Regions from separate parts of the Homo sapiens genome. Here region 2 is linked to region 1. Evidence: read pairs that join two places in POLR2A ChIA-PET (ENCODE). Cell type or tissue: A673. All regions are shown on one strand. Each heading gives the region's core, and the rest is flanking DNA. Links, peaks and the distances in the headings are about the cores only.

Region 1 (6,260 bases), core at 1,475-5,474:
TTTCTTTTGAGTAAATATCTAAGAGGGGAAATCCTGGATTATTTTACATGTATATATGAATTCAACTGCCAACAATTTTTCAAACCGGTTGTACCATTTTGTACCTCAATCATCAAAGTATGACTATGAGAGTTCCAGCTGCTCCACATACTCTCCAGCATTTGGTATTGTTGCCTTTGAAATTTTTGCTGTTCTAGTGGGGGTATGACAGCACCTCGTTTTTTTTTTTTTTTGAAACAAGATCTCTCTCTATCACGTGGGCTCGAGTACAATGGCGCAATCTCAGCGCACTGCAACCTAAACCTCCCAGGCTCAAGCAATTCTCCTGCCTCAGTCTCCTGAATAGCTGGGACTATAGGTGCACGCCACTATGCCTGGCTAATTTTTGTATTTTTTTTTTTTTTTTTGTAGAGAGGGGTTTTTGCCATGTTGTCCAGGCTACCTCATTCATTTTAATTTGCATTTCCTCAATATGCATATTTTCTTTTTTCTTTTTTTTTTTTTTTGAGATGGAATCTCGCTCTGTCACCTAGGCTGGAGTGCAGTGGCACGTTCTCGGCTCACTGCAAGCTCCACCTTTGGGTTCAAGCAACTCTCCCTGACTCAGCCTCCTGACTAGCTGGGATTACAGGCGCCCGCCACCACACCCAGCTAATTTTTGTATTTAAAAGTACTTTTGTACTTAAAAGTAGAGACGGGGTTTCACCATGTTGGCCAGGCTGGTCTTGAAATCCTGACCTCAGATGATCTACCTGCCTCGGACTCTCAAAGAGCGTGAGCCACCGCGTGCGGCTTGCTTGCTTTCTCTCCTTCCTTCCTGTCTTTCTTTCTTTCTTTCTTTCTTTCTTTCTTTCTTTCTTTCTTTCTTTCTTTCCTTCCTTCCTTCCTTCCTTCCTTCCTTCCTTCCTTCCTTCCTTTCTTTATTTGTTCTCTGAGCTCAGTGGATCACACCTGTAATCCCAACACTTTGGGAGGCCAAGGCAGGTGGATCATTTGAGGTCAGAAGTTCAAGACCAGCCTGGCCAACACGGTGAGACCCTGTCTCTACTAAAAATAAAATAATTAGCTGGGCCTGGTGGCATGCGCCTGTAATCCCAGCTACTCGGGAGGCTGAGGCAGGAGAATCACTTGAACCCGGGAGGCACAGGTTGCAGTAAGCCGAGATCATGCCACTGCATTCCATTCTGGGCAACAGAGTGAGACTCTGTCTCAAAAATCATAATAATAAAAAATAAAATGTGTTTGTTCTTTAATTAGTTTCATTCCAAGAAACTCATTTTTGTTTTTTAGGGCTTTTCTTCATCCAGTCTACAGTGCTCTGGCGCAATCACAGCTCACTGCAGCCTCAACTTCCCCAGGCTCATGTGATTCTTCCATCTCAGCCTCCCAAGCAGCTGGGTCTACAGGCATGTGCTACTACCCTGGCTAATTTTTTTTTTTGAGACAAAGTCTCGCTTTGTCACCCAAGCTGGAGTGCAGTGGTGTGATCTCGGCTCACCACAACCTCCACCTCCTGGGTTTAAGCGATTCTTCTGCCTCAGCCTCCCAAGTAGCTGAGACTACAGGTGCACGCCAACATGCCTGGCTAATTTTTGTATTTTTAGTAGAGACGGGGGTTTCACTATGTTGGCCAGGCTGATCTCGAACTCCTGACCTCGTGATCCACCCGCCTTGGCCTACCGAAATACTGGGATTACAGGTGTGAGCCACTGTGCCCTTCCAATTTTTTTTTTTTTTTTGGTATTTTTTTTAGAGGTGAGGTCTCGCAATATTGCCCAGGCTGGTCTTGAACTCCTGGGTTCAAGCAATCTACCTGCCTCAGCCTCCAAAAGTGCTGGGATTACAGGTGTGAGCTACTGCATCTAGTTGTAAGAAACTTGAAACACCAATTTTAAAAGATAAACTCCATTCTCCAGGACAAACTTGGATCACAGGTAGCCCTGGAGCTGAAGAATAGCTTTTTTTTTTTTTTTTTTTTTTTGAGACAGAGTTTCCTTCTGTCACCCCAGCTGGAGTGTAGTAGCACAATCTTGGCTCACTGCAACCTCCACCTCCCAGGTTCAAGAGATTCTCATGCCTCAGCCTCCCAAGGAGTTGGGACTACAGGCACCTGCCACCACACCTGGCTGACATATATATATATATATATATATATATTTTTTTTTTTTAGTAGAGACGAGGTTTCTCTATGTTGGCCAGGCTGGTCTTGAACTCCTGCCCTTGGCCTCCCAAAGTGCTGGAATTACAGGTGTCAGCCACCATGCCTGGCCAAAATTTTTGAGTCCACAGCTTTCTTGGAGGTGGCCGGGGACCAGGGCTTGCTCTGCTCTGTAATCTCACATTTCTCTTTTTCTGTGTTGAAGATCGCACCTTCCTGGTGTCTGGGCTTCCACAGCTGCCTCTTCTTGAAGTAAGCATCAGTGAGCTATTTTGGGATTTTCACATTGCTGATATCAATTTTTGAGGAGGTGGAAACAACAAATTTCTGGTGTGCTCTTCCCAGAGGAACTCAATTGAGAATCAGAGGTTCAGTAAAAAGTAACAAGCCAGTGCCCAGTCGCTTCGGGAAAACCACTGTCTTGCCTCTGCAGTGCCCAGTGAGGATGAGCAGAGTGGTCCTGGGAGAGAGGCTGGCCCCGTTTTCTCACGTGCTGGCTGGTAGGGCTTCTGCCCTGGTTCAACAGCTCCCCAGGCTTATCATCAAGAGGACAGTACCTAGGCAATTTGCAAATTTTAACCACGCAGGTACCATCATGCTTGTCACCAGCAACTGGTTTATTAACAGTGACAAGAACAGTCCTCTTGCTTTTCAACCCTGGATTGAGCAGTTGAGTACTTCCTCTTGTACATGGTCTTTCTGGAATGCACAGCAGATTGGGAATACCTGCCAATTCCTCTGAAGAGGACAGGATTTTGTCTGCAGTGGGGCTTCCCCTTGTTGGTTTTTTTCAGCCTTGAGTCAGGTTACCCTTTTCCACCTTGCCACCTGCATCAACCTTCTTGCCTTCAGGTTTCACCTCCTTGGTATCGGGCTTCTCATCTTTTTCTTGCAAGATGGGAGAGAGAGCTAAGGTCCTGGCTTCCAGTCTATAATCAATCCAGCATATTTTTATGTACTTATTTCCCATTGTTACGCCTTCTTTTGTGAAATATCTGTCCAACTCTTCTTTAATATTTAGTCCTGAGTCCCATAGGCAAGCCCTGATCCCCGGCCACATCTAAGTCCTCATTTCAGGTCCTTTGGACCCAAGGTGAGCATTGCGGTGGGCTTCCAAAACAAATCAAGAGCTCTTACTAAAAGTAGGGTGAATGGATCTGGGTGTCCCAAAACAGTAAATGACCACCACATTGTCTTTCTCTCCCAAGCCTCCACTCTGCTCCATCTTGATCTATCAAGACCCCACCCATCCTCTCAAGGCCAAATCTAAACTCAGCCTCTTCCAAAGAATTTGTCCAAATCCCCTCCTTCCTCTTCACCACCACCATCAGAATAATTTGTTGTATTATCTCATATGACAATTCTCTCACTTTGTGTATTAGTCAGGGTTCTCCAGAGAGACAGAACCAATAGGAGGTATATATAAGGGAGCTTATATTAGGGAGAATTGGCTCACGTGATTATAAGGCAAAGTCCCCACAATAGGCCATCTGCAAGCTGGTGGGAGAGAGAGGCTGGTAGCGTGGCTCAGTCCAAGTCCAAAAGCCTCAAAACCAGAAAAGTCATCAGTGCAGCTCTCAGTGAAAGCCTGAGAGCCCTCAGGAGGCTCTCAGAGTCTGAGTCCAATGCCAAGGAGCCTGGAGTCTGATGTACAAGGTTAGGAGGAGCAGAAGCAAGTGTCCGGCACTGGAAGAGAGAAAGAGCTGGAAGAATCAACAAGCAAGCTAATCCCCCTTCTGCCTGCTTTGTTCTAGCTGCGCTGGCAGCCCATTGGATGGTGCCCCGTCCACAACATTGAGGGTGGGTCTTCCTCTCCCAATCCCCTAACTTAAATGTCAATCTCCTCTGGCAACACCTTCACAGGCACACCCAGGAACCAGCCATCTAGGCATCCCTCAATCCAATATTAATATAATACACCTAATATTAATCAGTACACTCTGCGATTTACTTCCAGGATTTGTGTTTCTGGGTCTCATTGACCCTACCACATTCTAACTTTTTAAAGATCAGAGTCAGTCTTTATTTTATTTTTTTGAGACAGAGGCTTGCCCTGTTGCCCAGGCTAGAGTGCAATGACATGATCTCGGCTCACTGCAATCTCTGCCTCCCAGGTTCAAGTGATTCTCCTGCCCCAGCCTCCCAAGTAGCTGGGATTACAGGTGCATGCCACCATGCCCTGCTAAATTTTTTCTTTTTTTTTTTGTATCTTTAGTAGAGACGGGATTTCACCGTGTTGGCCAGGCTGGTCTTAAACTCCTGACCTCTTGATCCACCCACCTTGGCCTCCCAAAGTGCTGGGATTACAGGCATGAGCCACCGTGCCTGGCCCAGAGTCAGTCTTGCAGTAACTTGGCACAGTATCATATACATAGCAAACTACACATTCCTTCATGCATTCATTCAACAAATATTTACTGAGCATCTTTTTTGCACCAAGCCTAATGCGAGAGAATGGCATGCAATGATGAACAAGATAGGCGCACCCCTGCCCTTGTGAAGCTTGTAATCATATGGAGGATATAGATAGGAAAACAGTCAATAACAGCACAAAGTGGTAAGTACTCTAATTGGAGGAGTACAGAATAATACAAGAGCATATAGGAACCACACTGAGACCTGAAAGATGAAGAGCCAAGTGAAGACTTCATAAAATTGTATTAAATATAAATGATTTAAATTAAAAATTACCAAATATACAAGGAATGGTGAACATAACCCATCAAGCAAAAACAGGGAGGAATTAAAGGTAACTCTTGCCCATTTTAGAGATACGCATCATTTGATTTGCCTCAGATGTGCTTAGGAATTTTTTTTTTTTTTCGAGATGGAGTCTCGCTCTGTCACCCAGGCTGGAGTGCAGTGGTGTGATCTAGGCTTACTGCAACCTCCACCTCCCAGATTCAAGTGATTCTCCTGCCTCAGCCTTCCAAGTGGCTGGGACTCAGGCACCTGCCACTACACCCAGCTAATTTTTGTATTTTTAGTAGAGACAGAGTTTCACCATATTTGCCAGGCTGGTCTTGAACTCCTGACTTCAAGTGATCCTCCCATCTCAGCCTCCCAAAGTGCTGGGATTACAGGTGTGAGCCACCACACCCAACCAGACTTTTTTTTAAAAGCAGGAGGGAGATGTTTTGGAAGGTAAAAAGCCACAGGCTCCCACCAGGAGCAAGAACCAGTGAGTGAGGCTTCCAGATGAGGCTGTACGAGCATTTTGGTGGCATGCAAAATGTAGGGATTCAGGAGGAGGAGGGAGGATGGAAGGAAAAAGTTGAAAAAGCAGTTACGAATTGTGAAGAGAAATGATAGTGTTTATTTCTAAATGACAACTCTTTATCTTCTTACCCCAGGCCTATTTGTTGACAAGCCATTCTGTCAAAATCTGTTGGTCAAGGAAAGGGAGACCCACGTACATGTGGCACATTAGGCCTTGATCTTGTCTCTGTTGGAATTCAAAGGCTCTCCCGTAAGCAATCAGCTTCCTAATGGGCACAAGGCACCTCTGGGAATGGGAATTTGACCAGGTTTGTCAAAACCGCCAGACAGAAGCAGAGTCTTTCTCATTTTCCTGTTTCTATCACAGGAGAGGAGCAACTCCAGGGGCCATGCCAGTCCTTCAAGGACAAGAGCTAAAACTACCGTGAAAGCTGCTTACACATTAGCAGGGCACACACATAAATCCATCACATCTATTTTTTAAATCTGGATGAATAAAACAGATACAGGCCGGGCACACAGTATATCTTGGAGCTGTGGAAACAGCTTATGGAGTAACTCAATAGAGTGAAGGATTCTCACTCTCCCTCTCTCTCTCTTTCGAATCCCTATCGCCAAGCAGCAGTGAATTAAAATTGCCTGAGAAATCAAGCAGGTGGTAATCGCTTCTCTGTCAGATAAGTTATCCGAGGACAGACTTTTTTCTGAGGCGGTTACGCTGTCTTCCTCAGCTCCATGATGCAGAAACCCATAGAGATTAAAATCAGCTGCATCGTGGATACAGTTACACCCTAAAAAGAAAAGGCGTGGATGACTAGGGGAATGCCCAGAGAGCCCTGGGGTGGAGAGAGGCCGGGGAGGGTCACAGGGGCTCCCTTGAACC
Region 2 (6,260 bases), core at 884-4,883, 310 kb before region 1:
GCCGAATGTGGTAGTGCATACCTGTAGTCCCAGCTACTCGAGAGGCTGAGGCAAGAGAATCATCTGAGCCGGGTGGGGCATGGGGGGTGGTCGAGGTTGCAATGAGCTGTGATCACACTACTGCTCTCCAACCTGGGTGATAGAGCAAGCCCTTGTTAAAAAAAAAACAAAAAGTTCCTATGCAGATTTTTCTCTCCATAGGGGTGGGAGTCAGTGCTCCTAACTCCCACACTGTTCAAGGGTCTAATGGCATATTAAAACCATACCAGGGATAACCCTAAAAAAGGACAAAGGAGACAAAGGCCACAATCCCAAGGGCACAGCCCTGAAAAGGCAGTAGGCCAGGAGTCGCTGCACAGCCCAGAGCACCACTCGCACAGTGTCCAGGATCTTTGCCCACAGGGACGTCCGCATGGAAGACATGGGAAATGAGGTTCTTCTGACAGCTCGGCCGCTGACCACCTGTGGTCTTGGAAAATCACTTTAATTCTTGGGCTTCCCTTGTCTCATCTTTAAAAGCGAGGAGGGTGGACTATAAAATGAACCCTAAAGCCCCTTAAGATTTGACCTTCTACATACCTGCTCTGGATGGAGATAGTGGAGATGAGCTGCATGTATTGGTAAAAGACAGTAGGAAATGTGCTTTGGGAGCCTTGGGCTGATAGTCCGCCTGCTCCTTAGTGATGTGTTATCACAAGTACTTTGCTTTTTCAAAAAGTAGGGCCAGGTGTGATGGCTCACACCTGTAACTCCAGCACTTTGGGAGGCCAGAGGCAGGCAGATCACTTGAGTCCAGGAGTTTGAGACCAGCCTGGGCAACATGGCAAGATCAAGTCTCTACAAAAAAATACAAAAATTAGCCAAGAGTGGTGGCCCATACCTGTGGTCCCAGCTACTAGGGAGGCTGAGGTGAGTGAGACCCCGTCTCAAAAAAAAAAAAAAAAAAAAGAAAGAAGAGAAAAAGAAATAGGCACACATGTGTCAAGCCATAAGCAGGGTAAGCTCAGAGCCAGAGGGTATTTGTCCTTGAACTAGGATGGGAGACAGAACAAAACAGAACCCGGTGCTGGCCATCTAAGAGCAGAGAGCAGAGCAGTGAGAAATGAGGTCACCCTCACTGGCCTCTGCACAACTCTCAGTTGGTTCCTCCTGGGGTTGGCTTTCAGATTATTGTTTGGTTTTCTCCGAACCAGGAGCATATGGTTTTGCCTCACCAAGAAGGTCAGAAACTAAATACCCGGACTGTGACTAGCCTGGTCCTTGCCTGAGGAACTAAGCCTGTCACCGTATCTCTCTCCAGATTCCTCCAACCTCTACGTTTGACCAACTGGACTTGTGCCACAAGCAGGAACGGACCTCACATCCCATCCTGTTGCTAGTGTTCTTCCCTCCCTCCCCCATTTTGCAATTCAGAACACAGCGGGTCTTCATTGGCAGTCTGTCAGTGGGTATTAAAGGTCCCAACGGTTTAAAGTGTACTCTGCGGCATTCAACAGAAGTAGGACTGGATTGACGTCCAGATGCTAAAAGGAGAACGATTCCTTCATTTAGCATCCCATGAAAACCACAGTCCTATGTTTACAATAACTAGAACATCTATAGCAAGTAACAATTTCTTTCTATCATTGTCTGTTGTCATCAGAACAGACCAATTTATAAGATCACAGAGCTAATTTTGTTTTATTTTACTTAATGGGTCTGCTCTTTGCAAACCAACTGAGTATTCTATAAAATAATAAATGGTACCATAGTGGCAGGAAGAGTTCTCTTCCAGCTCCCAAAGCACAGCTTTCTACCTGGCAGGATATGGATCACTGGTTTTCAGTCCATATTACTTCCTAGAAGGTGTGGGCTGCAAAGGAGTTATGCTTTATGTATTCCAGTGTTTGAAACACAGCTCTTTTAGCCCACAGAAGAGTACTCTGTATTGAGACACTCCTCTGGCAGGGTCTTCACATCTTCGCAGACCAACCTTGTGAGGTAGAAATCTAGCAATGGACTTTCCATTTGACAGAGGAAGAAACTGACAGAGAGAAGAGAGGAGCTGTTTGTCCAGGCCATGTTTGTCCGGAAACACATGCCTGGCTTTCAGACTCGTTTTGCTCCATATCACCAGCTCTGGGTGTCAGCGGTAAAAGCTGTCTAAAGCAAAGGCCCTTGATAGTCAACATGGATCTCCTTCCATCTTGGAAATATTTTTGGCATCCTGGTAGATAACCTAATAATGCCCTTGGCAGCTCCTCCAAGCAAGTTAACTTTGGTAACATGTTAACCAATGTTATAACCTTGCCATCTAGATAGAAGATTTCCACAAGTTAGCCTCTCTTCAAGGGAGAAAGAAGAAGTCATAAACGGGTACAATTGTCCAAAAATTCCCCCTGGCATTTTCACCATCACTGGGCAGAGATTGTTCTTCCCAATTATAAAATGTACTTTAATCCCAAAACAATTGCCTAAGTCTTATGCCTTGGGAAAGAAAATGAACCATGACGACATCTCTAAAGACAATTCCAAATGTTTTAGAGAACTGTTATATCGAAAGGAGCATGGGAACAGATTTTCATAGTCCCTGTCCAACCATCGCAATTATTTTTTAGTTTCATACCCTGAATAGTTGATCTTCAAAATGCCCAAGTTGATACCAGGCCATTCAAAGCTGTTTAAAAGTAAGCTGACACTTGAGGAATAACAGTCACAGTCATAATACAATCTAACATCTCTACAATGCTTGAGAGTTGACCGTGTATCTTTCCATTTATCATATTTAATCCCCACAACTTCTCTAAATTGGCCTCTCTTATCCTCATTTTGTAAATTAACAAGTGTGGCCAAAAATGGCCAGAAATGGTGTTCCTGTCCCAGTTTTCTAAATTGAAATCTAAAAGCTTCTTTCATGATACCAAAAATAAATCTCAGCCATGCCAATTCTATTTACAACATATATTGGGGAATCTTAAATCAAAAAAAAAAAAAAAAAGAATAACTTTACATTGCCATAATTGTGTATGGACTGATCTTGAAAATGGGTAAAACATTATCATACAAATCAACAGGATTAAGTACTGAACACCATTATTTGGCAGCTGAGCTTTGAGACCTTGCACAATGCTGTGCCCATCTTAGAATGTTTTCCCAAAAACCAACCAAAATTACTCCAGTTCTCTGGGGCAGAAATCTTTTGGCTCTCCCATGGCTTGCCTGTGTATTTCAGGAGATTTCATCATCTCATCTCATCTCAGTCTCTCATATGCCCCCAGGGGAGGAGACTTCAAATTCTGGGTAGAGTTCTACACTGTCAACATCTATAGGGTGCAGGTGATTTGTAAAACAGTGTTCAGCAGCCACAGTCTATTCCCTGAAACTTCCTTGCAAAAGAACAAATCACCCCCTCACTGACTACCAAGTGAATGCAATTTAGGGCTGCATGTTATGGGCCTAGGGGAAAAGGCCAGGTATAGACTTGACCTGGAGAGAACAAAGATAAAGATGTTTGGGCAGCAATTGATGTTAATTGTTTGTCTCCTCAATTAGAATTTTAATCTTTCTTCACTGGTTGTTTTTCCCAACTCTTAAGACAGTATCTGGCAAATAATCAGGATTAAATGAATGTGTGTTAGAAGGGAAGGAAAGAAGAGAAGCATAGAGAGACAAAGGCTAGGGAAAAAAAGGAAGAGAGGGTATGGATGGAAGGAAGGAAGAAAGGAAGGAAGGAGAGGAGGAAGGGAGGAAAAAAGGAGGGGAGGGAGGGCAGGAGAGAGGGAGAGGGGAAAAAGGGAGGGAAGGGTTGGGGGAGGGAGGAAGGGAGGGACAGGGCTTATTTTTCTAAGGCTGCCTCCAGGAAAACAGAGCAGGGATAAGTAGGTTCAAGTTGGTAAGCTTTTAAATCTTCTTATCACAATGTCTTGCTTCCCCACCTCCCTCCCCCTGTAGAGTCAGCACATCCAGCCTAGAAGCAAGACTCTCCTCCTACATTACAAACAAGAGTGTCTGCCTAGGAGGGAATGTCTTCATCATAGAAAAAAATGCACCCTTTCCCACTGTGTCTAAATTCCTCCAGGTTTCCTCCCTTGGCCCCAGGAGCCCAAACAGCCTTGGACCTGCATCCCTGAGGGAGGTCTTCCAGCCTCACTGGGAGTCCAGCCTTTCTGTCCAGCCCATTAGCTGCACCATGGAGCCCAAGTGTGGCTCATCTTTCTAGCCTTGGCTTTGCTCGTGCTCCACAAACAAATGGATGGGTCAGCCCAGAATATCCAGCCTGTTTCCTGCAGAAGCCATGTTTTCTCTCATATCCCAAACCTTCGTCAGGTGGGTTCTGTTTCCAGTTTATAATGGGCCCCCTCCCCAACATTCTCAGCCTCCTCACACAGCTTCTAAAGGGCTAGGGGTATCATGTTCTCCAGCTCCGCAGACACCTGTTGCTTGCCCTCAGCTCCTGACTCCCCAGTTCGCAGGGTCAGTACCACTTAAAGATGTATTCAGTGCAGAGAGAAGGGAATTTCTCCTGTGCTGTTAGTTGCCTCAGCTTTGTCCCCAGCTCCTCTGGCTGGTTTGGTTACTGCCCTGTGTTTAGATCAGAGCTAAAATTTGGGGGTTTTTTAGCTACTTCTGAAGGACTGCTCCCAGGCTGTGAGTATTGATGGGTAACCACAGGGAATGCCTTCAGAGGTTCTTCCACTTACTTACAAGGACTATGCTAATCCCTTTTTTTAGGAATTGGGGAGTGAGGGAAGGAAGGAAGGAAGGAAGGAAGGAGGGAGGACATTAGCATTACAAGGACAATGCTACTCCCTTTTTTAACATTACAAGAACAATGACCTCACAAGAACAATGCTAAGCCCTTGTTCTTAGGAAGGAGGGAGGGAAGGAAGGCAGGAAGGCAGGAAGACAGGAAGGAAGGGAGGGAGGGAGGAAAGAAGGGAAGGAAGGAAGGAAGAGAGGGAGGGAGGGAGGAAGGAAGTTGGCTTCACTAAGCAACTTTTACAAACTAGACCCAGCCCAAAGTGCTTTACCTGTAACACCTCTTTTATTCTCAGGATCAATTCTGTAATGAGGTGCATATTATCATCCATATTTTACAGAAGAGAAAACTGAGGTTCAGAGCAGTTAAGTAAAGTGATCATGATCACACAGCTAATAAATGGTCGAGGTGGTACCCCAAACCATAGACGTCTGATCCTTTGGACAGTTCTAGATTTTCCTCCCACTACCTCCTCCTCCTGGATTGCTGTCTTAATCCCTATACTATGGTATCTACCTTTCTGGGAAATCTAAGAATTTATTAACGAGTGTACTTTTTCTGCCTCTATTGGCTTTATGGAGAAGGAGTATCTTTTATGTAAAAATGAAATATAAATGTTTGTCTCATAAAAATAAAAAACTCCACTTTTTCATGAAATCACAGAAATTGTCAATGAGAGCTGTCTTGTCAAAGTAAACAAAACTACTACACCCACAGAGAGTAAAACAGAAAAGCTGGCTCTACTCAAGATTTATTTTGCAACTGATTCAGATTAAGGGGAGGCTCTTAGGGAATTTTACTTTAGGAACTATATCAGAGGCTGTAATACCCATTCTCCCCATCTCTAACAATGGAACTCCCACATTGTACTTGGGCACAGCCCTTCAGATGAAGACTACATTTCCCAGGCTCCCTTGCAGCTTGGTGTGGCCATGTGATCAAGTTATAGCCAATGAGATGTGAGCAGAAGGATAAATACCACTTCTAGGTCACAGCCCTGGGAAACAACACAAACCCATGGTTCTGGCTTTTTTCCTCCTTCCTGCTGGCTGCAGCTGTAGCTGCTTCCTTGGACCCAGCCCCAGCCTGCTGACCTCTGCACACTGTTACATAAGAGAAAAGGAAACTTCAATCCTATTTACATCACTATAATTCAAGATCTTTCTTTTTTTAATACCTTATCTTTAAGGAAAAGATAAGCCTGTGCCCTAACAAATACAGGGGCTCAGGACTTCCACCTTAACAGTACGACTGACAAGGAACACATTTAAATTGTGATTTATTCAAGTCTCATGTTCATTTGAGTTTTTAATTATATGTCAATCGATTTACCAATCAGTTAATATTTTTGGTCATCTGCTCCATTCAAGGCACTCTACTTGGCACTAAGATAAACAGACAGTCCCTGACTTACAATGTTCAACTGAACGATTTTATGATGTTATGATGGTGCGAAACTCGTATGCATTCAGTAGAAGCCGTATTTCAAGTACCCATACAACCATTCTGTTTTTCACTTTCA

What was found. Peaks named below come from ENCODE experiments on the same cell type or tissue, not always from the same donor. Only the 100,000 strongest peaks of a DNase experiment are listed, where the experiment ranks them.
Region 2: POLR2A ChIA-PET joins it to region 1 with 7 read pairs; 2 of 35 experiments call an interaction of 5 or more read pairs at or near these places.

Annotation. Positions count from the first base shown.
Region 1 is chr6:15,101,084-15,107,343 of GRCh38, forward strand. It overlaps the pseudogene RPL6P17. Among named protein-coding and RNA genes, the nearest start is that of JARID2-DT, 140 kb to the right of the region's middle. RefSeq lists a silencer at 3,584-3,786. In A673, for the core only: no CTCF peak of the experiment used is centred there; no DNase peak of the experiment used is centred there; H3K27ac peaks cover 422 bases.
Region 2 is chr6:14,794,414-14,800,673 of GRCh38, forward strand. No RefSeq gene overlaps it. Among named protein-coding and RNA genes, the nearest start is that of JARID2-DT, 450 kb to the right of the region's middle. In A673, for the core only: no CTCF peak of the experiment used is centred there; DNase peaks (open chromatin) are centred at 3,238, 3,888 and 4,728; H3K27ac peaks cover 2,939 bases.